Regions from separate parts of the Homo sapiens genome. Here region 2 is linked to region 1. Evidence: chromatin loops called from intact Hi-C (ENCODE). Cell type or tissue: natural killer cell. All regions are shown on one strand. Links, peaks and the distances in the headings refer to the core of each region. The heading gives the core; the rest is flanking DNA. Region 1 holds the start of LOC124905132 (a long non-coding RNA gene). Region 2 overlaps LINC00229 (long intergenic non-protein coding RNA 229).

The links. A loop is a pair of places that touch in the nucleus more often than their neighbours do. Peaks named below come from ENCODE experiments on the same cell type or tissue, not always from the same donor. Only the 100,000 strongest peaks of a DNase experiment are listed, where the experiment ranks them.
Region 2: a loop joins it to region 1, with 5 times the contacts of the local background. A loop is called at or near these places in 1 of 110 quality-filtered maps.

What each region holds. Positions count from the first base shown.
Region 1 is chr22:44,657,195-44,668,646 of GRCh38, forward strand. LOC124905132 (a long non-coding RNA gene) reads right to left here and starts at 11,389. Exons shown (of 3, transcript XR_007068127.1): 1 at 11,137-11,389; 2 at 10,390-10,475; 3 at 4,806-7,805. In natural killer cell, for the core only: no CTCF peak of the experiment used is centred there; a DNase peak (open chromatin) is centred at 7,167; H3K27ac peaks cover 2,464 bases.
Region 2 is chr22:44,598,290-44,609,741 of GRCh38, forward strand. LINC00229 (long intergenic non-protein coding RNA 229) reads right to left here. Exons shown (of 5, transcript NR_044991.1): 4 at 8,642-8,759; 5 at 8,039-8,356. Among named protein-coding and RNA genes, the nearest start is that of LINC00229, 21 kb to the right of the region's middle. RefSeq lists an enhancer at 8,914-9,619. In natural killer cell, for the core only: no CTCF peak of the experiment used is centred there; no DNase peak of the experiment used is centred there; H3K27me3 peaks cover 222 bases.

The sequences.
Region 1 (11,452 bases), core at 2,384-10,383:
AACTCCTGACGTTAAGCAATCCATTTGCCTTACCCTCCCAAAGTGCTGGGATTACAGGCATGAGCCACCACGCCCAGCCTCTAGCACATATTTAAGGAAGAAATAATGTAACCAGTCTTATGGAAACAAGAAAGCAAGAAGGAGAGAAGGAAGGAAGGAGGGAAGGAAGGAAGGAAGGAGGGAAGGAAGGAAAGAAGGAAGGAAGGAAGGAAGGGAGGGAGGGAGGGAGGGAGGGAGGGAGGGGAAGGGAAGGGAGGGGAGGGGAGGGAGGAAGGGATGGAGGGGAGAGAGAGAAGGGAAGGGGAGGGGAGGGGAGAAAGAAAGAAAATTACAGACCAGTATCCCTCAACATATCCTCAACATGATTGTAGCCCATGGAATCCCCCAATATATACAAAGGGTGAAGAATCCTGGCCAAATGCGATTTCTCCCAGAAATGTAAGGTTACTTGAATATTTGAAATCAATCTGTGTGATTTGCCTCATTGATAGAATAAACAATTGATTTCAGGTCGGGCTTGGTGGCTCACGCCTGTAATCCCAGCACTTTGGGAGGCCGAGGCGGGTGGATCACGAGGTCAGGAGATCGAGACCATCCTGGCTAACACGGTGAAACCCTGTCTCTACTAAAAATACAAAAAATTAGCCGGGCGTGGTGGTGGGCACCTGTAGTCCCAGTTACTTGGGAGGCTGAGGCAGGAGAATGGCGTGACCCTGGCAGGTAGAGCTTGCAGTGAGCCGAGATTGCGCCACTGCACTCCAGCCTGGGTGACAGAGAGAGTGAGACTCCGTCTCAAAAAAAAAAAGATTGATTTCAATAGTTGCAAAAACAATGTTTTTAATCTTTCAGCAAATTAAGAATGGAAAGGAACTTCACCAACCGGAAAGAAACCCGAAGAAAATCTACAGCTAAAGTCACAGTGAATGATGAGAGGCTACAGGCTTTCCGCAGGGCTCAGGAACAAGGCAGGGAGGTCAGCTCTTGTCACTTCCACTCCACCTCATTTCAGAGGCCCTAACCAGTCTCTACGCACTGACAACTCGATCATCCATGTAGAAGACGCTAAGGAATCTACAAAACACCACCCAGGGCTTGGCTCCAGTGAGGAAGCATTGAATTGGGGAAGGGGGTGTCCAGGGTAGTCCTGGGAGGCCCAGGAAGGCTGAAAGGGGGAAGAGCTTCAGAAGCTGCCTCCACCCAGAAGGCCACCAAGGATGCTGAGTTATTTTAAGGCAGGCCAAGAGCCTGGGTTCCCTACACAGGCGAGGCTTGTTCTGGTTGGGAAACCTGAGAGCAGCAATTGAAGACAGATTGTTGGCGGGACTGCCCGGCCGCCGACCTCATGGCTAATCCCACTCCCTGGTACAGGATGTTTGGGCTGAGTGCAGGGACTCGCTGCCAGGTTCTCGGAGTGCACACTGGAGGGGTGGGGGGCAGGGTCTGGCTGCAAGGGAAAGGCCTCATCCCGGACTCCTTTTATCCCCACGTTATACCCCCTGTGGTGTGGGAGGGGCAGCAGGGCAGCAAGAGCCATTCCCACGGGGAGGGGTGAGTGACTGTCCCCAGGAAGAGGGCCTCAGGAAGTGGAATCTGGCCCACATCGCAGCAGGTCGGGTTCTGCTAAGTTCATCCTCTCCAGCACCGCTGCCTTGGCTCAGGGCCTGGACCTAAGCCACAGGCCCTCATAGGCAGGCAACCCCCCCACCCGGAACACTTGAGCAAGGAGGGCCAGAGGTTCCAGGCTCAAGGGAGGCTGTGGGATGCGCACTGGTCCGGGAGCCCCAAACCTGAGATCTGCTCTTTGAAGGAAGCTTCTACTGAACTACTGGAAGGAGAGGGGAGGCCTCCAGTTCCAGCTCCCAAGACCCTTTCTGGGCTTCCAGTATTACAACCTTTGTCACACTTCTGGGGCTGGCTTTCCTGGCCTGGAAGGTCCCCAGGGCAGGTCCAACTCACACCTGCACCCCAGCCCCAAACTCAGAGCCTAGCAGCCAGCAAACACTCCTCAAACTGAACCAAAGACTCAGCCGCTGTGGCCAGTGGGATCCGGTCCAGGCTGAAGACAGAAGGCAGCCTGGCTTTCCCCTGGGACAAGTCCCGGGAGCAGATGAGTCTGTGCTGAAGCCAGAGCCAGCGGGACAGGGCCAGGAGGCTGGCAGCTCTCTGCTAGAGCTCCCACTCCTCCAGCCCAGCCTGGCAAGGATGCCCACTGCCCAGGGCTGGGTCTCCTCCCCCAGTGAGCCTGCCGGGTCCTGTCACCATGGGGATAGCAGCCACAGATGGTCCGCTGGACAACAGGCACAGCCACCAACCTGGGGCACAAGCTGCTCACTCCTCTCCTGCCCTCTTCCCCACAGTCAGGACAGGAGAAGGCTGCCTCTTCGGGGCCCTGGGAGAGGCTCCCCACTGCCAAAGCCCTCCCTCCAGGGACCAACAGGAGCAGCCCTGTGGGTGGACAGCTTGGACCTATCCCTGGTTGCAGTGAGAAAGAGCCCATGGCCATTGAAAACGCAGGGAGGCTCAATAAGGGGGGCACTGGGAAGGGCTTGGTGGAGGGTTTGGGCTTGTGCTGGGCGATTTGGGGAAGATGTAAGCTCAGGACCCCACTCTGGATTGAACGTTCTTGGGAAACTGGGCTAGTTCTCTGACTCAGGTGTTTTTGTGTGCGTGGGTTTTTTTTTTTTTTTTTTTTTTTGAGACAGAGTCTTGCTCTGTTGCCCAGGCTGGAGTGCAGTGGCATGACCTCAGCTCGCTGCAACCTCCACCTCCCGAGTTTAAGCGATTCTCCCACCTTAGCCTCCCAAGAAGCTGGAACTACAGGCGCCCGCCACCATGCCCACCCGGCTAATTTTTGTATTTTAGTAGAGACGGTGTTTCACCATGTTAGCCAGGCTGGTTGCAAACTCCTGACCTCAGGTGATCCACCCGCCTTGGCCTCCCAAAGTGCTGGGATTATAGGCGTGAGCCACCGCGCCCGGCCTGATCTGGGGTCTTAGCAAACCTTGTCTATGTGGCAGGGAGCCCGCAGTGAGGCTAAGGCTGTGATTGATGAAGCAGCTGTCCTCACTCCTGTTTGCTGAGACACAGGGAGTTTGGACATTCGGTGGCTTGGACGATGCTCCTGCAGTTGCCTGTGCTCAGACACGATGACGGAGGGGTCTTGCTTTTGTCCTGACCCATCGCAGTCCTGGAGTGGCCTCGTCTGATGTTGTTGCTCCACGACATTGAAATTTGTGTGGTCCACAAGAAGACAGGCGGGTGTTTGGAGAGGGAGGGCTCCCCAGAGAAGGGGGAGAGCCATGGGGTGCACAACATGGGCCCTCCCCAGGGCCCCTCCAATGTTCAGGAAAATTACCAAACACGCTCGGGCAGGAGGGCTCAGCTGTGGGCGTGGCGGAGGGGCCAAACTCTGCCCTGAGGTCTCGGGGGGCTCTGGATCTCCTGTAGGGCTCAGGGGTGAGGCCGAGGGGCTGCCCGGCAGTGTAGCAGCCATCAGAAACCCAGAAACCTGGGGAGATGGCTGGGAGCAGGGGTGGACTCTCCCCCGTGAGAGGTCTGTGTGGGGCCCAGGGAAAGGCCCTCCTGACCTTGTTTGTGATAGTGGGCTCCATTCCCATTCTGTGACACAGGGCAGTGCCCTGTGTTAGTCCGACTGCATTACTAGGAAGGAATACCTGAGACCGGGTCATGTACAAAGAGAAGCGGTTTAATTGGCTCACAGTCCGACAGGGTGTACAGGAAGCCTGGTGCTGGCAGCTGCTTCTGGGGAGGCCTCAGGAAGCTTCCAATCATGGTGAGAGGCAAAGAGGGAGCAGGCATCTCACCTGGCAAGAGTGGAAGCAAGAAGCCAAGGAGAGGGCATCCCAGACTTTTAACCAACCAGATCTCCTGTGAATCAATGAAACAAGAGCTCACTCGTCACCAAGGAGGTGGCGCTAAACCATTCATGAGGGATCCGCCCCCATGAGCCAATCCCCTCCCGCCAGCCCCCAGCTCCCGCGCTAAACCATTCATGAGGGATCCGCCCCCATGAGCCAATCCCTCCCGCCAGCCCCCAGCTCCCGCGCTAGGAATCACTTTTCAACAGGAGATTTGGAGGAGACAAACACTCCAACCGTATCAGCCCCCAAGGTGGAGCTGGCACTTCCAGAGTCCAAAGGAGCCCAGAACCTCCTGAGAGAGACACAGCCGAGGGGCAAGCTCCCCCAACCCGACCAGCCCTGGGCTGGGAGCAGAGGGTGGGGTCCTCAGGCCTGGCTGGAGTCCGAGTCTCTTCCAGCTCCCACAGACTACTCTCACTCCACTTGCCAACCTGAGCTCGGCACACAGGTGTGGTGCACATATGTGGTACTCAGGTGTGATGCCCAGGAGTGATGCAGAGATGGGGCACACAGGTGTGGTGGACAGATGTGGTGCTCAACTATGAGGCACAGGTGAGGCATTTATATGAATCTGCAAGGTATCTTTCATTCCCCAGATGTTCACCAAGCACCTACGGTGTGCCAAGCCCTGTGCTGTATACACAGAGCTGACACAGAGCCGAGAGCCAGGATCCTTGCTTTCGAGGACTTTCCACCCTAGAAGGGAAGAGAAGGAGGTGAGGAGGGCACAGCAACAGCTGCTCCTGCTTGTTATGCTCTGGAATTCACCCCTGCGTGGCCAGGGCTGAGGACCTCCCTTCACCCCTGCATGTGAAGTGCTGCCACCAAGCTGAGCATCTGAGACCAAAGGTCATGTCTGAGAAGCTAAAACGCAAAAGAAAAGCAGAGCACACGATGGGGAAAATACACACAAAGGTCATGTCGTTATTATTCAGAAAACTTTATTTCCCCTTCAAATCACAAAATGCTACACAGACACTACCTTTCTTTTTTTTTATTATACTTTAAGTTTTAGGGTACATGTGCACAACGTGCAGGTTTGTTACATATGTATACATGTGCCATGTTGGTGTGCTGCAATTAACATTAGGTATATCTCCTAATGCTAACCCTCCCCCTCACCCCACCCCACAACAGGCCCCGGTGTGTGATGGTCCCCTTCCTGCACAGACACTACCTTTCAATCACAGTCAGATCTGCAAGTCAAGAGGAAGGGCCCTTCAGCAGCTGCAGGGGGCGGGGTGGTCAGGGTGGCAGGGGTGAGGCCTGAGAGTCGAGGTAGCAGGTGTTCCAGGAGCCCCAGGCAGAGGCTGAGAGCTGCTTCCCTGTCCGGCCTGTCATCAGAAACTGGCTTCTGAGGTCATTTTCACCTCTCTCAGGAGACGCTGCAGCCCTGTTTGGGACAGAGTCTCCATCTTCCTTACACACCCCTGGCTGGCACGAGTGTCCCATGAAAGGTGCCCTGTGGGCACAAATGTGTGTAAAACTGTAAAGCACATGCTTCAGGTGGGTAAGCACCTCCAGGAGGATGGAGCAGTGTTTGCCTGGGGAGGAGCCCATAGGGGCTTCCAGGTTCCAGTTCTGCCAGTGAGTGCTGGCGACGCTGGTGAGCTTGGGTGAGCTTTTTCCACATTATTCAAGTTCTTTTATACAGATAATATTCTTTGTAACATTTTAAGCACTCTATGGAAGGAAAAATAATCTCGAAGCACCCAGGCAATCTCACAGCCCGGGAGCTCTGGATGGAAGGCCGTGGAACAGGGGTCCCATCCCGGGCAGAGAGGCTGGGTGGCAGAAGTCCCAGGCTCCAGTCACAGCCTTGCCGGGTATCCTGGTTTCTGGTGGCCGCTCTAACAAATAGCCACAAACTTAGAGGCTTAAAACAACACAAATTTTGGCCAGGCATGGTGGCTCACACCTGTAATCCCAGTACTTTGGGAGGCCGAGGCGGGTGGATCACTTGAGGTCAGGAGTTTGAGACCAGCCTGGCCAACATAGGGAAACCCCATTTCTACTAAAAATACAAAAATTAGCTGGGCGTGGTAATCCCAGCTACTCAGGAGGCTGAGGCAGGAGAATTGCTTGAACCTGGGAGGCAGAGGTTGCAGTGAGCTGAGATCACACTATTGCACTCCAGCCTGGGCAACACAGCAAGACTCCATCTCAAAAAAAAAAAAAAAAAAAAAAAAAAGAAAGAAAAGAAAGAAAAAAAAGAAAAGAAAAGAAACCCATAAATTTCTTCTCTTACAGTTCTGGAGGCTGTGGTGTGGGTGGGGCTGTGCTCCTTCAGGGGCTCTAGGAGAGAATCTGGTCACTCATTGCCCTTCTGGCTTCCAGAGGCACCTGCATTCCTTGGCTTGTGGCCATTTCCTGCAGCTTCAAAGCCACAGAGGTGGCATCTTCCAATCTCTCTCTGTTCCCATTGTCATTTCGCCCTTTTCTCACTCTGACCCTCCTGCCCACCTCTTATAAGGACCCTTGTGATGATGTCAGGCCCCCTGGGAGAATGCAGCACCTTCTCCCTATCTCAAGACCCTGATTCACATCTGCAAAGTTCCTCTCGCCATAAGGAGTGCGTGAGGCCACAAATTCACAGGCTACAGGGATCAGGACATGGAATTCTTTGAGGAGAGGGCCATTATTCTGCCTAACACATGGTGTGGCCCTGGGTTAGTCACTGTGCACTGTCGGGCCTGTCTCCCTGACTATGGTGACAGGGGACAGGGTAGGGTCCAGGGGTGCCCCCCAGTGCACAGAGCCCTCAGACAAGTCAGGTTTTCACTCAGTCCTTCAATGGCACCAAAGGCCCTCTTGGCCTAGGCTACACAGGGGCAGTGGTGGGAGGTACCCAGACGCCCCCATCAGAGAACTACATTTCATACAGGGCTTTAGATTCACAGAGCTCTTTTCTTAGCTGCAGGCTATAAACAAAGGCTCATTAACTATGTTTTAACGGCTCCATCCACCAATGGATAGGCAAATAAATGAAAGGATAAACATGTGAAATTAGCAAGTGCAATGGTCCCCATTGCAGGAGCAAGGAGCCTGGGGTCCCTCAAGAAGGGACTCAGCCTTAGTATTCAAGCTGCAGAGCCTGTGCCCTCTCCCTCCGATACATTGCCACGGTGCCCCCCTCGCCCTCAGGGTGTCAGGACGGTCCTGGCACGTGGTGGGTGCTGGCCACATCTGCTCACTCAGAGAAGAAGCGAAGGAAATGTGAGGTCAGGCCGCCACTGTGGCTGGGGCAGGGGCCTCACTTGAGCCTCCCAGCAGCTTCCCACAGTCTCACGTGACTGAGCAGCAGAAACACACACAGGCTGGGTTTCCTGCCAGGCCCCAGAGACATGCTCAGCTCTCACAGGGAGGAAGAGGCCAATGGGCTCGTGGTCACTGCCAGAGCTATGACAGGCACCCGCGTGCCTTTGAGGGGGTCCAGGTCTCAGCTGCCTTCTGGGTCACCTGAGGCACCTTCATGTTGACCCCAGTCCTGGGCCCCTCAGAGGAGAAGAGCTCAAAACCCTCTGAAAGCCAGCAGCATGGGCTCCAAGCCAGGGAGCCTGGGCTCAACCCTGGCTCTGTCAGGACTTGCTGTGTGGTCCTGGGCATGATGTATAACCTCTCTGAGCCTCAGTTTCCAATTCTGTAGAGTGGCAACAATAATATCTATCTGTTGGCTGGGCACGGTGGCTCACATCTGTAATCCCAGCACTTTGGGAGGCTGAGGCGGGCGGATCACGAGTTCAACAGATCAAGACCATCCTGGCCAACATGGTAAAACCCGTCTCTACTAAAAATACAAAAATTAGTTGGGCGTGGTGGTGCACACCTGTAGTCCCAGCTACTCGGGAGGCTGAGGCAGGAGAACCCCTTGAACTCAGGAGGCAGTCGTTGCAGTGAGCCGAGATCACGCTATTGCACTCCAGCCTGGTGACAGAGCGAGACTCCATCTCAATAATAATAATAATAATAATAATAATAATAATAATGATATCTATCTGTTACAGTCAGGGTCCCAGCAGAAGGCAGAGCTGACCAGGTGGTTCATGTTCACAGAGGCGTGGGCAGGTTAGGGAGAGCCAGAGGCCAGCAAAAGAGGGAAGCTGCTACCAGCCCTGGGGCTGCAGAAGGGAGGGAAGGAAATGGTGCTTCCCCCGGAAGCCAGTGGAGCTAAAGCCTGGCAGAGCATCCGGGAAAGAGCTGTGGTCAGCATGCAACCCGCAGGGACTGCAAGGGTCAGCAGAGGGCAAGAGGAGAAATGCCTCATTCTCTCCGGCTGATCTCCAGCAACTGCCTCCATGGGTCAAATGTAACCAGGTGGGGGATGCCGTCCACCCAGGTCAGCCTCAGGGAGCACAAAGTAGGCAGTGAATGGATCTGGGGAGCAGGGGGCGCCACAAATGACGTGGCCAGAACCACGCACCATGGGGTCATGTATTCATTTACTCACTGATTCTTTCAACAAATACCTATTAGCCACCTTCTAATACGTGCCAAAGACTGTTTCCAAACACCCAGAGATACTTTGGGGAAGAAAAGAGACAACTCTCCTCTCTCTCAGGGAATTCATGAATTTCTGAATAAACTACACCATAAAGAAATAACCAGCCGGGCGCCGTGGCTCACGCCTGCAATCCCAACATTTTGGGAGGCCGAGGTGGGAGGATCACCTGAGGTCAGGAGTTCAAGACCAGCCTAGCTAACATAGTGAAACCCTGTCTCCACTAAAAATACAAAAAATTAGCCAGATGTGGTGGCGCGCGCCTGTAATCCCAGCTGCTCGGGAGGCTGAGGCAGGAGAATCGCTTGAACCCAGGAGGCAGAGGTTGCAGTGAGCCAAGATTGTGCCACTGCACTCCAGGTTGGGCAACAAGAGTGAAACTCCATCAAAAAAAAAAAAAAAAAGAGAGAGAGGGAGAGAGAGAGAGAGAGAGAGAGAGAGAGAGAGAGAAAGAAATTTAATGAACATTTTTTAAAAAAAAAATCCAATTAGAAAATAGGCAAAAGACATGAACACACCTACCACTCATAGGATTTACAGATGGTAAATAAGCTCTCAAGATCGTTTTGAATCTTTAACATCAATAGTCGTTAGAGGAAGGCAAATTAAAACCATGAGATCTCACTACACACCTATCAGCATGGCAAAAATAAAACACAGGGACAAGACGAAATGCTGGTAGGGATGCAGAGAAACTGGATCACTCAAGCTTTGCTGCTGGGAAGGCAAAGTGGTACACTCTGGAAAACATTTTGGCAGTTTCTTAAAAATCTAAACATGCAACTCCCATACGACCCAGCAATTACACTCCTGGGCACTCTTCCCAGACAAATGAAAACTTATGTTCACACAAAAACCTGTACACAAATGTTTATAGCAGCTTTATTGGTAATAGCCCCAAACTGGCAATCAACCCAGATAGTCTTCGACAAGTGAATGGCTAAACAAATTATGATGCACCCATTCCATGGAATGCTGACCACTCCACAATAGCAAGGAACAAACTACTGAAACACAAAGCAACCTGGAAGAATCTTCAGGGATTTATGCTGAGTGAAAAAAGCAATCTCAAAAGGTAACATACTGTATGACTGCATTTATATAACATGCTTGAAATGATAAAATTACAGAAATGGAGAACAGATAAGTGCTTGCCAGGAGGGAGGAGGGAGGGAGATAAGCACATAAAAAGTCCACGGGGGGGTCCTTTGCTGATGGAATGTTCTGTACCTTGATGGCATCTATGTCAATATCCTGGTTGTGATATTGTAGTATAATTTTGCAAGATTTTACCAGTGGAGAAAACTGGGTCCAAGACATCTCTACTGTTTCTTATAGCTGCATGTGAATCTACAATTATCTCAAAATAAGAAAGTTTAGGCTGGGCGTGCTGCCTCACACCTGTAATCCCAGGATTTTGGGAGGCCCAGGCGGGTGGATCACCTGAGGTCAGGAGTTTGAGACCAGCCTGGCCAACATAGTGAAACCCTGTCTCTACTAAAAATACAAAAATTAGTCGGGCATGGTGGCAGGCACCTGTAGCCCCAGCTACTCAGGAGGCTGAAGCAGGAGAACCACTCGAAATCAGGAGGCAGAGGTTGCAATGAGCCAAGATGGCACCACTGCACTCCAGCCTGGGTAACAGAGCGAGACTCGGTCTCAAGAAAAAAAAAAAAGAAAGAAAGAAGGAAAGTTTAATTAGAAGTGGGGGAGGTCCTAGTGGTCACACACCAAGAGGCTGGATTAGATGACCTCAAAGGTCCCTCCAAGGCCAGGACATCCCTCTTGGCAGCACGGGGCTCAGAACAGCTCCACCTCCTTCTGGCACCTCTTGGGCCGTTTCCAGCCCCACCCCAGTACTCGATCCAGGCACTGTCTGCCCAGTCTAGATGCCACCCAGACACTTTAGGCCCCTCTGTCCAGATGCCCTCTCCTCCCTCTAGGATGCCCCATCCTGCAGTTCAGGCAGAGCTGCTCACTCCCAGGGCCCTATGGACCCCATTAGAGTACCTGGGGTCTGGCCGGGATGCTTGCTGTCCTGAAATCTGGTCACCAGGAAGGCCGGCCATCTGATCTGCCTCATGTCAACACTGTTTCTGGGGGATGAGTGGCTTAGCGTCAAACAAGCACAATGATGGAAGGGGAAAAAAAAAGCTTTACAACTGAATATGGACACAAATATTTGCACAATTGCATTCTAAAACATTAAAACAATCACTACACCAAAACACAATAACCATAACCATCACCGCCCGAATGCCCACAGCCTGGCCTCTGGTACAGGACTTGCGGCTTCTACCAGGCACTGACTGTCAATCCTTTCGGGGATTCCTGGGACAGACACCACTGCTCCCCGCCCACTGCCCCCACCACAGCCACGTACCAACGGAGAGGTACTTAAACAGGGTGAGGCTGTTTAAGTGAAGAGTGAAAAGAAGCCCTTTTCGAGACACTGGGGTGTGGGATGTGGGTTGTGGGGTGCAGGATGTGGGGTGCTGGATGTTTCCACCAGGGCAGTTCTTCTCAAACTTTACTGAACTCTGGAACCACCCAGAAGGCTTGTTAAAATAGGGGGCCCAACCCCGAGTTTTGCTTCTGTAGGTCCGGGGTGGGGCCAGGGACTCTGCACTAACGGAGGCCACACTTTGAGAACCACAGCCCTGGGCTGTTTTTGGTGCCAGGCCCATTCGTCTTCCCCTCCCTCCCCGCTCCGCCCGCGGCTGGACCCCGATCCCCGGGACAGGGACTGAGTCTGACCGTCTGATTTGTCCTCCCGGCTTCTAGCGCCCCGCTCAGGTCGGGGCTTGGGGAGGGGGCGCTCTCTGGACGTTTGCGGCCCGCCGAGGGGTGGGGTGAGGGCGTCACGGGCCGATCCGGGCCGCCGGGTGACCCGGGACGCCCCCTGCCCCGGCGGGCGCCGCCCACAGCCTGCGCAGTGCTCAGGGGCGGAGGCCGGGAGGGGGCCCAAGCGCCAGCCCCCCAGCTCCGGCGGACCCGGGTGGGCGTGCCCGCGGACCCGCTTGCCGCACTTAGGCGAGTCTCCCCTGCAGCGCCCCGAGTCCCTGGGGGCTGC
Region 2 (11,452 bases), core at 2,626-10,625, 59 kb before region 1:
CCTGGGTTTACAGGAAACAGCCGCCAAGAGGGAGAACTTAGGATCCTGCAACGTGCGTTGCCCTGCTCGCCACCCTGGATCCTCACCCAACTTCCTTGCTGTAAAACAGGGATCATTCATGCTCTACAAAGCTGCAGCACCAATGAGACCAGGACCATGGCACAAAAGGCACAGTGCCCGGCCCCAGTCCGTGTCAACAAACTGTAGCCAGCTGAAGGTGGTTTTGTGAATCCTGTGAGGCTGCTGGTGGAGGGGAAGCATCACTAAGCCCATTTCGTAGACTTGGTAATTCATGTGTTCCAGATATACCCACTGAGGCCGTCCAGGTAGGCCCTGAAGACTCAGCAACAAATGGCCAGCCCCACCCCACTGGGGGACAGAGAAAGCCTGGACAGACACACAGACGGGGTGCCCTTCACAAACGGATGCCACAGGGACATCGGAATACAGTGGACTGTGAGTATCTATTAAAAGCCATCCTCAGAGGAGCCCTTCTGCCTCTGTCATCAGAAGCCCTAAGACATCATCAAGAAAAAAAGAAAGGAAAATAAGGAGAAGAAGAGGCTGCTAAGAAGAGGAAGGAGGGGAGAAGAGGAGGAGGAAGAAGGGGAAGAAGAAAAGGCAGGTTTCCAGAACCTCCATATTTCCAAAGTGAGCTCATCTTTGGACCCATAGCCCAGCCACCTCCCTGGGGAAGCAGTGTGGGGAGCTGAGAAGCCAGAGAGGGGGTTCCCTGAGCACTGGGGACACTCAGGCATTTCCCCCACCCCTGGCCATGGGGGAGACAAGTGGGTCCTTCGCCTTGACCTTAGCCTGGTGAGAAGGCAAAACTGTTCCCCACAGTTTGGGGTGCACAGCAGGTGCAAAGACCCTAGGGTGGTGCTGTGCTCGCCCAGGGAACAGCAAGTCCTGGGGTGGATCCAGTGGGGTGGGGAGGCCCTGGGGAGGGTGAGGAGGCCAGGAGCCGGAGCTCAGGCCCTGAGGCCCCCAAAGACCACGGTGAAGACTTGGGGAGCAGCTGGAGAATGCGGAGGCCATGTGGCAGGGCCTGCTGTGTACCCCAACAGGCCACTCTGACCGCTGTGTGGAGGAGACTGCCCGGGTTAAGGGTGGCAGCAGGGGCCCCTGCAATGAGGCCGGTGTGGCCACACAGAGGCTGAGCAGTGGCTCCCCCGGGGTATTCAGAAACCAGGACCCATGGGACTGGCTGTGAGCTGAGGACCCTGAGGCCCAGGGAGGGGACATGGCCTCCCTCCAGCCCTAGACGCTCTTTTCCAGATGAGTGGGACCCAGGTTGCAAACCCTGGCAGAGACAGGATGCTCCTGCCAGCAATATTTGCAAATTGTGTTTTAATTAGTTGAAAATGATTAGCTCTGTAGCTTCAAAGCCCCGAAGACTTTGATTCCCGCCTCTCGTGGAAAAACACCAAGTGGCTGTGAGTTAGAGCAGGAAGAGGGAGGGAAGCTGGGTTCCAGGGGTGCCCAGGCCCGGGCAGCTCCAGGGCTTGGCCTGCCCTTGGCTGGGGAGCCTCCAGCTTTCCCGGTCCCTGGCCTCAGGGGGTCAGAACCTGGTGGGACTTTTGCACAGGCTGAATAGGGGCAGTCCCACCAACACAGCAGCTGTGTTTCTTTTTTTTTTTTTTTTTCCGAGACGGAGTCTCGCTCTGTCACACAGGCTGGAGTGCAGAGGTGTGATCTCGGCTCACTGCAACCTCTGCCTCCCAGGTTCAAATGATTCTCCCGCCTCAGCCTCCTGAGTAGCTGGGATTACAGACACATGCCACCAAACCCTGCTAACTTTTTTGTATTTTTACCCAGGTTTCACCATGTTAGCCAGGATGGTCTTGATCTGCTGACCTCAAGTGATCTGCTGACCTGGGCCTCCCAAAGTGCTGGGATTACAGGCGTGAGCCACCGTGCCCAGCTGGCAGGTGTTTTTGTGTGTGTGCTTTTTTTTTTTTTTTTTTTTTTTTTTACCACAGGTGTTCAGTGAGTGTCTCCTTCACACTAAGGACTGTCCCAGAGTGTTGGTGAGGAAAGCCACAGCCAGCCCTGGCCTTGAGGAGCTTGTAACTCAGTGCAGGGGACAGACAGAGGAACACACAAATGTCACACAGAATCTGCACCGTGGTGAGTCCCACAGGGACAGTAGGTGTCTCCAGGAAAGCAACTTTGACAGAGCAGTCACAAAGGGGTCTCAGAGGGGGAGGCCTCTCAGCTGAGACCTGAAGGCTCAGAAGAAGCAGCGTGTGCAGAGAAAAACCACAGCAGCCGGCACATGCAGAGAAAAACCACAGCAGCCAGCGGTCACACGCATGGCCGGAGCATCGGCAGAACCGGATCACACAGGTCAACCCTTCATTTCGCAAAGGGCGTCCCCACCCGCCTTCTCACAGTAATGCTGTGGGGAACGTGTTTTTAATCCCTATTTTACAGATAAGAAAAGTCGAGGCTCTGGGAGGTGAAATGACCCCCACAAATCTCAGCACTCTGGACCCACTCCCAGGACTGTGTCCCTCTACGTGCCACCAGCCCACTCTCTCCAGGGACCCCCAGACTTAGCCCAGAAGGGTTTCTCTTCCTCTCCCTTGGCCACTTGGAGAAGCACCAGCTCAGCCAAGCCATGGCTGGGAGAAGGACTGGAGCGTCCGGCCACCTCCTCTCTCTGGGGCAACTGCAGCAGCCCCTGGCCAGCCCTCCCTGCGTCAGCTCAACCCTGACCCAAGGCAATGGGGGCAATGGGGAGGGTCTTCTCCAAACAGAAGCGCTGCTGGCAACAGAATTGAGCTGAACAGGGGAGACATGGCCCCATCTCTGCACTCACACGCTGGGGGAACTTGGCCAAATTCTGTCCCCGGTTTCCCATGCTAGATAACAAACTACCACAAACTTCACAGCTTCACACAGCCCTCGTGAGCCCGCAGCTGTGCAGGTTGAAAGTCCAGCCTCAGCATGACTGCGTCTCCACCCAGGGTCTCAACAAGGCTAAAATGGGCCGGGTGCAGTGGCTTACGCCTGGAATCCCAGCACTTTGGGAGGCTGACGTGATAGGATCACTTGAGCCCAGGAGTTCAAGGCCTGCCTGGGCAACATAGCAAGACCCCACCTCTAGTGAAAATAAAAATCATCCAGGCATGATGGTGCGTGCCTGTGGTCCCAGCTACTCCAGAAGCTGAGGCAGGAGGATAGCTTGAGCCCAGGAGGTGGAGGCTGCAGTGAGCTCTGATTGTACCACTCTACTCCAGCCTGGGCAACAGAGCCAGACCCTGTCTCTCAAAAAATAAATAAATAAATAAATAAATGTAAATAAAATGAAAGAATGATAATGGTGATGATGATAACAATAAACAAAGGCTATAATCAAGGTGTCTTCCCGCTGTGTTCGCATCTGGAGCTCAGAAACCTGTTCTAGCCTCAACTGCATGCAGTAGAATCCAGGTCCTCCAAGCATGGAATTGAGTCCCCGTGTTCTTGCTGGTCAGAGCCTCCCTTAGTTGCTAAAGGTGCCATCCCTCTTTGTCATGTGGTCCCTCCATCTTCAAAGCCAGCCTTGGAGAAGCTCTGACATGTCAAATCCTCCCACACTTTGAATCTCTCCCGTCTCGAGGGTCCAGTCTCTTTACAGTCTCACCTGCTCACCTGATCAGGTCAGGCCCACCAAGATGAACCACCTTTTTTTTTTTTTTTTTTTTTGAGACAGGGTCTCAGTCTGTCACGCAGGCTGAGTGCACTGGTGCAGTCATGGCTCACTGCAGCCTTGGCTTCCTGGGCTCAAGCAATCCTCCTGCCTCAACCTCCCGAGTAGCTGGGACTACAGGTGTGCAGCAACACACCTAGCTAATTTTTTAAATTTTTTTGTAGAGATGAGGTCTTGCCATTTGCCCAGGTTGGTCTCAAACTCCTGAGCTCAAGCAATCCTCCTGCCTCAGCCTCCCAAAGTGCTGGCTGGGACTCCAGGCATGTACCACCACGCCCTGCCTAATCATCCTCTCTCTTAAGGGCAACTGATTGGGGTCTTAACTGTATCTGAAAAACCCCTTCACAGCAGCACCTAGATTTGTATCTGACTGAATAACTGGGAGGAGGATGCATCCATCAGGGGCGGAAATGTGGAGGCCATGTCAGCATTCCACCCCATACATCCCCCTCTGAGGGGATGCTAGACCCTCAAGATCTGCCCTCCTTCCCAACCTGCTTTGCAAATGCGCAAAAGCCAGATGCCAGCATCTACAGTCAGCAAATGCCCCCCCCCCCCACATCACTTTGTATCTCTGTGGAACTCCCCTCATTTCTTTTGAGGGGTGGGAGAAAACAAGTCCCAACATTTAGAACCCTCCAGAGCTCTCAGCAGCCATGAAGCTCCAGACCAGCTGGAAATGGTCTCTCCCACTCCAGCATATGCTCAGGCCCTTGGAGCAATTGTTACATAGCCCAAGCAGAACCTTCTTTAAGGACTAATTTTTTTTTTTTAATTTTTGAGATTGAGTCTTGCTCTGTTGCCCAGGCTGGAGCACAGTGGTGCTAACATGGCTACTGCAGCCTCGACCTCCCTGGTTCAAACGATCCTCCCACCTCAGCCTCCCAAGTAGCTGGGACTACAGAAGCCGCCACCATGCATGGCTAATTCTTTATTTTTTGTAGAAACAGGGTTTCACCATGTTGCCCAGGCTGGTCTCAAACTCCTGGGATCAAGTGATTGTCCCACCTTGGCCTCCCAAAGTGCTGGGATTACAAGCATGAGCCACTGTGCCTGGCCAGTAATTTTAAAGTATGATATATGGCCAGGCACAGTGGCTCACACCTGTAATCCCAGCACTTTGGGAGGCCGAGGCTGGCAGATCACTTGAGGTCAGAAGCTTGAGACAAGCCTGGCCAACATGGTGACACCCTGTCTCTACTAAAAATACAAAAGTTAGCTGGGCGTGGTGGCGTATGCCTGTAGTCCCAGCTACTCAGGAGGCTGAGGCAGGAGAATGGCTTGAACCCAGGAGGCAGACGTTGCAGTGAGCCGAGATCTCGCCATTGCATTCCACCTTGGGCAACAGAGTGAGACTCTGTCTTTAAAATAAATAAATATGAGTTTGCTGAGGCTGCCATAACAAAGTACCACAGGCTGGGACTTAAGCAACAGAGATTTATTTCCTTACACTGAGATCAAGGTCAGCAGGGTTGGTTTCCCCTGTGGCCTCTCCCCTTGGCTTGTAGATGCCACCTTCTCCCTATGTCCTCACACGGTTGTCCCACACTAATATGTCTGTGTCCTAATCCAATAGGACTGGTGTCCCTATCATCTTCTCTTCTTATAAGGACACCGGTCCTATTGGATGAGGGCCTGCTCCAGTGACCCCATTTAACTATAATCGCCTCTTTAAAGACCCTGTCTCCAAATGCAGTCACACTCTGAGGGCCTGAGGATGATGACTTCAGCATAGAATTGGTGGGGCCTGGGGACACAGTTCAGCGCATGGCACACAACCCCTCATTGTTCCAGAAATCTCTAAAGTGCAAACGAATGTTCAGTTCTTATTACCGTTGGCTCTCCAACAGCTGCAATCGAGGGTGCTCCCAAGCAGGCCACAGATGCAGAAAGGTTCCCTTACAAACAGGCCAGCACAGAAGGCTAAGGATCCTCCTTTTTCAAGGAGGAAAAAAATGGTTTTTTGTGGTTCACACATAAGGAGAACTCACAGACTCAGTTTCACAACTTTAACCATGAGTCACAAGTTAGCACAGGACACAAAAACCCACTGGGCGGCTGAAGCGGCTGCAGAAACGCGGAGCTCCGCGAGCCCCAGAGACCTCAAGGGGCTGCTCTCTGCTCCAGCCGCACAAGATGCATTTCGGGAGTGATTTTCACTCATTGAGATTCAACAAGATCAACATAGAGGACCCTGCCCGCGATGGAAAAGACACACAATATACACAGGTGGTGAGGATGAGACCGGGGCGCCCTCCCAAGCCCACGGTCAGGACGGGCGGCCCTCGAGCCGACCAAACCAGAATCTTGGGACCCATGATCAAGCGGTGGGTGTTGCTAATGCTGAAGATAGCAGGATCCTCAAGGCAAACAGACCCACACAGGCAAAAAACAAAAAGGCCCAGATTCCCCGTGTCTGCCACCCAGCAGGGAGCCCGGGGGGTGCACTGAAGCCGCTTCCCCCAGAAATGCAGCAGCCGGGCTCCAGAGGCACGTGTCAGAAACCACACACATACACACACACACGTGGTACATGCCACATATCACACACATACACCACATACATCATACACACACCACACACATCACATACCACACATGTCACACACATACACCACATACACCATACACACACCACACACATCACATGGCACACACCACATATCACATGCACACACCACATACACCATACACACATACACCACGCACACACCACAGGCCACACACCACATATCACACACATACACCACACACACCATACACCACACATTACACACACATGCACCACACACATATACCACACACATACCATATAGCACACATATACCATACACACATCCCATGCCACACACCACAAACCATGTGCCACATATCACATGTCACACACACACACCATGTACCACATACATCGTACACCACACACACCCTGCACACACACACCACATATCACATACACACCACACACACATCACACATCACACACACATCAAACACACACACACCACACACACACACACCATATACCACACAGATACCACACACACACACACATACACACATACACAGCCCTTCTCTTGCTGCATGAGTCCACCCTGGGGAGGAGGGGCATGAGGGCACAGAGAGCCCACAAGATGCACTTCTGAGGCCACACACACAGCCCCATGGTCTGGAGCCTCAGCCTCATGGGCATGTAGCGTGTGTGCGTGTGTGTGTGTGTGGTTTCTGACATGTTTGCCCCTGACTGGAGCCTGGCTGCTGTATTTCTGGGGGAAGTGCCTTCGGTGGCCCCGCATGCTCCCTGCTGGGTGGCAGACAGGGGGAATCTGATCCTTGCCAGAGGATCAGATCCAGCAGTGGACGATACTCAGAGAAGAAGGTTTGCAGACTCAAGGGAGCCCAGACGCAGAAAGGACGGCTTGCCCAATAAAACACACAGCAGGTGTTTAGAGGAAAAAACAAGCCCCAAGATCGCCAAGCATCCTGGGTTCACTGCTTAAGATGGAAGAGGTGCAGCTCTCCTCTGTGAGGATGATATTTGCAAAGGTTGCCAAAGGTCTGCAGACACTCAGCGCCAAAAGGCAGGGCCGTTAGGGGAAGCAGCGGCCTCTGCGAAGACTCCAGGTGTCCTTTACTTGGGGGACTGGAACCAGACAGGCAGCCCTTTGTGCTGTCACTGTGGTTTGGGGATGTTCCATCTCTGCTGCAAGCTGCCACTTTTTCCTCCTTCCTGAGGGTGGGGTGTGATGGCCACACTTACTCAGCTGGAAGGAGGGCAACTTGTCAGTTTTGATTTCGTGAAGACCAAGGAAGAAAAGCTGTGAGATGCTGTTTCTGGGCAAAGGGATATCGCTTTTCATTCAGCAAATACCCGCTCGTCTCCCAGATGCCAGGCAGAGCGGGAGCACCCAGAGAGAGGGCGCCTGGAGGGGAGGCTCTGGACGGGGTGGATTTCCCACCAGTAGACCACAGGCAGTCTGGAATTCTAGATGTCACCTCCTGGACTGCCTGAGTTGGCAGAGCCCTTAGAGGTCATCTCACCCAATTTCGCCATTGTCTATTTGGAAAACTCAAATAGACAATGCCCAGAGGAAGGAAGCAATGTGCCCTTTGTCATCAAGCGAGGTAGTGGCAGGAGCAGGGTGGTGCTCGGGCTTGCCGTTGTCCCGCCCAGCGAGCTGGCCACGGTGGTACTGGGCCTCTCAGAGCAGGGCAGCATCCCCCAGGGGCTGTGAGCAGCACCTCCCCTGCCCGGGAGGGGAAAGAGCTAAATTCTCACTTAGCAGCAGGATGCTTCTGGGCCTCATTACGATGGTGCAAATTAATATTTATCATGCAATTATTCATCTTTGTAATTGCTAGTATTTCAAAGGGAGCGCAGAGGCTTTCATTAGAACACTTGGAACGTTATTCAGATGAAATGTCAAAATGAGCAGCGTCCCTCTCCACACTGGCAGCCCCTGTGTCCAGCTGCCTCCAGAAGGTTCCCAGCACCGGGGTCCACACAGCCGTGTTGCTGCCACTTCCAGGTGCTGGCTTGGGGTTTGGGTCCATTTGTTAGAAATCTTGACTTCTGGAAACCTGGGGGCATCTGAAGCCAGAAACTCGAGATTCAAAGGGCCTGGTGGACGTGGGACTCCATGAACATGAGCAGCAGAGCCTCTGAGGGCAGAGACAGGACAGTGTCATCAGGAGCCCCCACATCCTGCTGCCCCTCTGCACCCACCTGGCCGGCCTCCCTGCCTCGCACCCTCACCCCCTCCGGCCACATGCAGCTTGTGGCTTCCCTCCCTTCCCCTCCCTCCTACCTGGAGGCAGGTCTCCTTACACCCTGCCTCCAAGCCCACCACCAGGTGTGCCCGCCAGGGCTCTACCCTCCTACCACCTCCAAGCCCACCACCAGGTGTGCCCGCCAGGGCTCTACCCTCCTACCGCCTCCAAGCTCACCACCAGGTGTGCCCACCAGGGCTCTACCCTCCTACAGCCATCCAGCAAACATTTTAAGGTGTCTCTTGCCCTTTGAGGTCCATAGAACACTTTCAAATATTGGATGTTTCGTGGCAACCTAAGAGGATAAGAAGGTGGGCTCCAGTGGTGAAAAAGCAAGATTTGGAAAACGGAGACCCCCTCGCCCAGGGGTAGCAGTGCCTAGGCCACCTGCAGCATTGACATCAGCAAACTGCCAGGGAGGAGAGTGGAGGCTGCAGAACAGTCAGGTGCAGGCAGGGGCCCAGGGAGGAGGCGAGACCTGAGCAGGGGTGGAGCAGAGGGATGGCCGGTGGTGGGGAAGGAGGATGGGGATGGAGGAGGAGGAGGGTCAGACATGGCGCCCAGTGCCTGGCCTGGGCAGCTAAAACGGCAGCCCCAGGGGAGATGGGAGGCTCAGCCTGCGGTGAACTGAGGGGCCCGGGGCTTCCTCGGGGGATGCCAAGGCTGAGGATGCATGGGGGTTGCAGGAGGGCACAGGCAGAGGCTCAGATGAGAGAGTCGGGGTCGTGGAGATACCAGGAGCCATCAGAATTTGAGTTGACCCAGAGAGAGGCACAGAAAGAGCGGAGGCAGCCGGGACAGGCCCCGAACACACACGGCCAAGAGGAGGCCTGGGAGGGGCATTCAGAGGGAAGGGGCCTCAGAAATGGGGCAGAAAGGAAGGTTCTAGACAGCAAAGGGGCACAGGGTCAGGTGCGGCAGGGAAGGGAGGTGTGGGTACAAATGCGGTCCCCTAAACAGGTTGAGATCCTCACCCCCAGCACCTGTGAGTATGACTTTAAAACCTCACCCGACGGAATCCAGGAGGTGGGAGAGTGTTCTGGAAACAGCAACATCCCCCACAAACGAAGCTTCAGTGACTTCCTTGGGGCCCCTAAGTTCTGAAGGCTCTGGATGTCTGAGACTGGGTCCCAGCCACAGCAGCCTCTCCCGATCCTAAGGCACTGCTAGAGGACCCCTTGGTGATGCCCCATTTCCCTTCCCCGCCCGACTTACGCTCCCAGGACCAGCAACAACAGCTAGAGTGAGGTATATTCCTAGAGCTCTGTCGTTTAACCCTCACGGTGGCCGAGTGGGCAGGTGTGATGATTTGCGCATCTCCCAGGGAGGAAACCCACACATATCAGGGGAACCACAACTTCTCCCAGCTCAGAGAGACAGAGCTGAGCCCTCACCTGCTGGCTGTCAGGTCAGGCCAGCCTCCCACTCCATGACACAGAACGGACCTGAGGGGACCCCTCGGTGAGGCAGGCCTGGGCTCCAGTGCCGGCCCTCTCCCGCTGTGTGGCCTCGGGGAAGCCTCTTCCCCTGTCTGAGCCTCTGCATTCTCATCTGTAGAATGGGGATGCTCTGTCCTGCCTTCCAGAGCGTTGCTGATATCAGAATCCAGGTGTGGAACTTGGGCAGCAGAGTAGCGCCGGTGCCCTCCAGGCCAGCCCATTCTGTCCAGGCTCCAGTTCGGCAGTGGACTCCTCCTGCCCTGACCCTCACCCTCCATCCGCCTGTTTCCCGGGGTACGCTAGTCACCACGCTAAGGATGCCCTGGGGCCAGATACCCTTATGCCCCACCTCCAAGCCCACCAGGTGTGCCTGCCAGTGCTTCACCCTCCTGGGGCTCCACAGGCATCTGGCACCTTGAACCCAGCAGGGCCCCTGGAGACAAAACCCTCATCTACCTTTCACTTAAGCAGGGCCAGAGAGAGGCAGCCTCCTTTCCTTTGCTTTTCAACTGCTCCCAAACCAGCCCCGAAGCAGCCTGCCATGAGGCCCAGACAGCCTGTCCCATCCCAGCCCAGGCAGGATTAATATGCATGTATGGTAATCAGCGAAGCCCAGCAATTTGCATAACAATCAGAGGGAGTGTCCCCTCTCCTGGACTGCTTCCAAGGGCAGCTCCCACCCTGGTTCCCCACAAGACAGCAGGGGAGGGTATGATGGGGCCCCTGGACCCCCCAAGTGCTAGACCGGTGGCCTGGCTTTCAGCCCTGGAGGCTTCAGCCTGGAGAGGGCGGGATAGGTGGGGTACGGGGGTCCTTGGGCAGGGGAAGATACCAGTGAGACACTCATCTGACTGTCTCCAGAACTGTTTCCCGCATTCTTGAGGCCATGCTGGGGAAGCAGGAGAGAAACAAGGGTGTGGCCTCTCCTGGGCCTGCGTCCTGGGGAGGTGTGGAGTTGGGGGGCTCCGGGAAGGGACTCTGCTCGCCTCATCGAGGGGGCCTCTCCTGGGCCTGCATCCTGGGGAGGTGTGGAGTTGGGGGCTCTGGGCAGGGACTCTGCTTGCCTCATTGAGGGAGCCTCTCTTGAGCCTGAAAAATTGGGAAGGTGCCAGGACTCCCTTATAAGGTCGTTTGCCCTTAAGGAGATGGAGGAGAGTGTGTTCTGGAAGCAGCACCGTCCCCCATAAATGAAGCTTCTTATGACTCGGCTGCTTGGCCAACCTCACGGAGCCCCTTCCTTGGGCCCCTGGGGACACAGAGATGCCTGGGCATGGCCCCATCCCTTCTTAAGGGCTCGGCAGAGAGCAGCCAGGCCCTGCAGATCACCCTCATGCACGGGCCAGTCCAAGGTTTCCAGCATCTTGGTAGCTCTGCAGGCAGCGCCCTTCCCCGAGGGGGTCTTAGGCTGTCCCTCCGAACAGATCCCCACTTGCAGGAGGCTGGGCTCTGCTCTCCAAATGCTTGTCCATAATAATGAAACCCTTGCACATCTGCCCAGCACCTAGGAGCTGTCCAGAGTACCACCACATCCCGACCCCTATCACCCCGT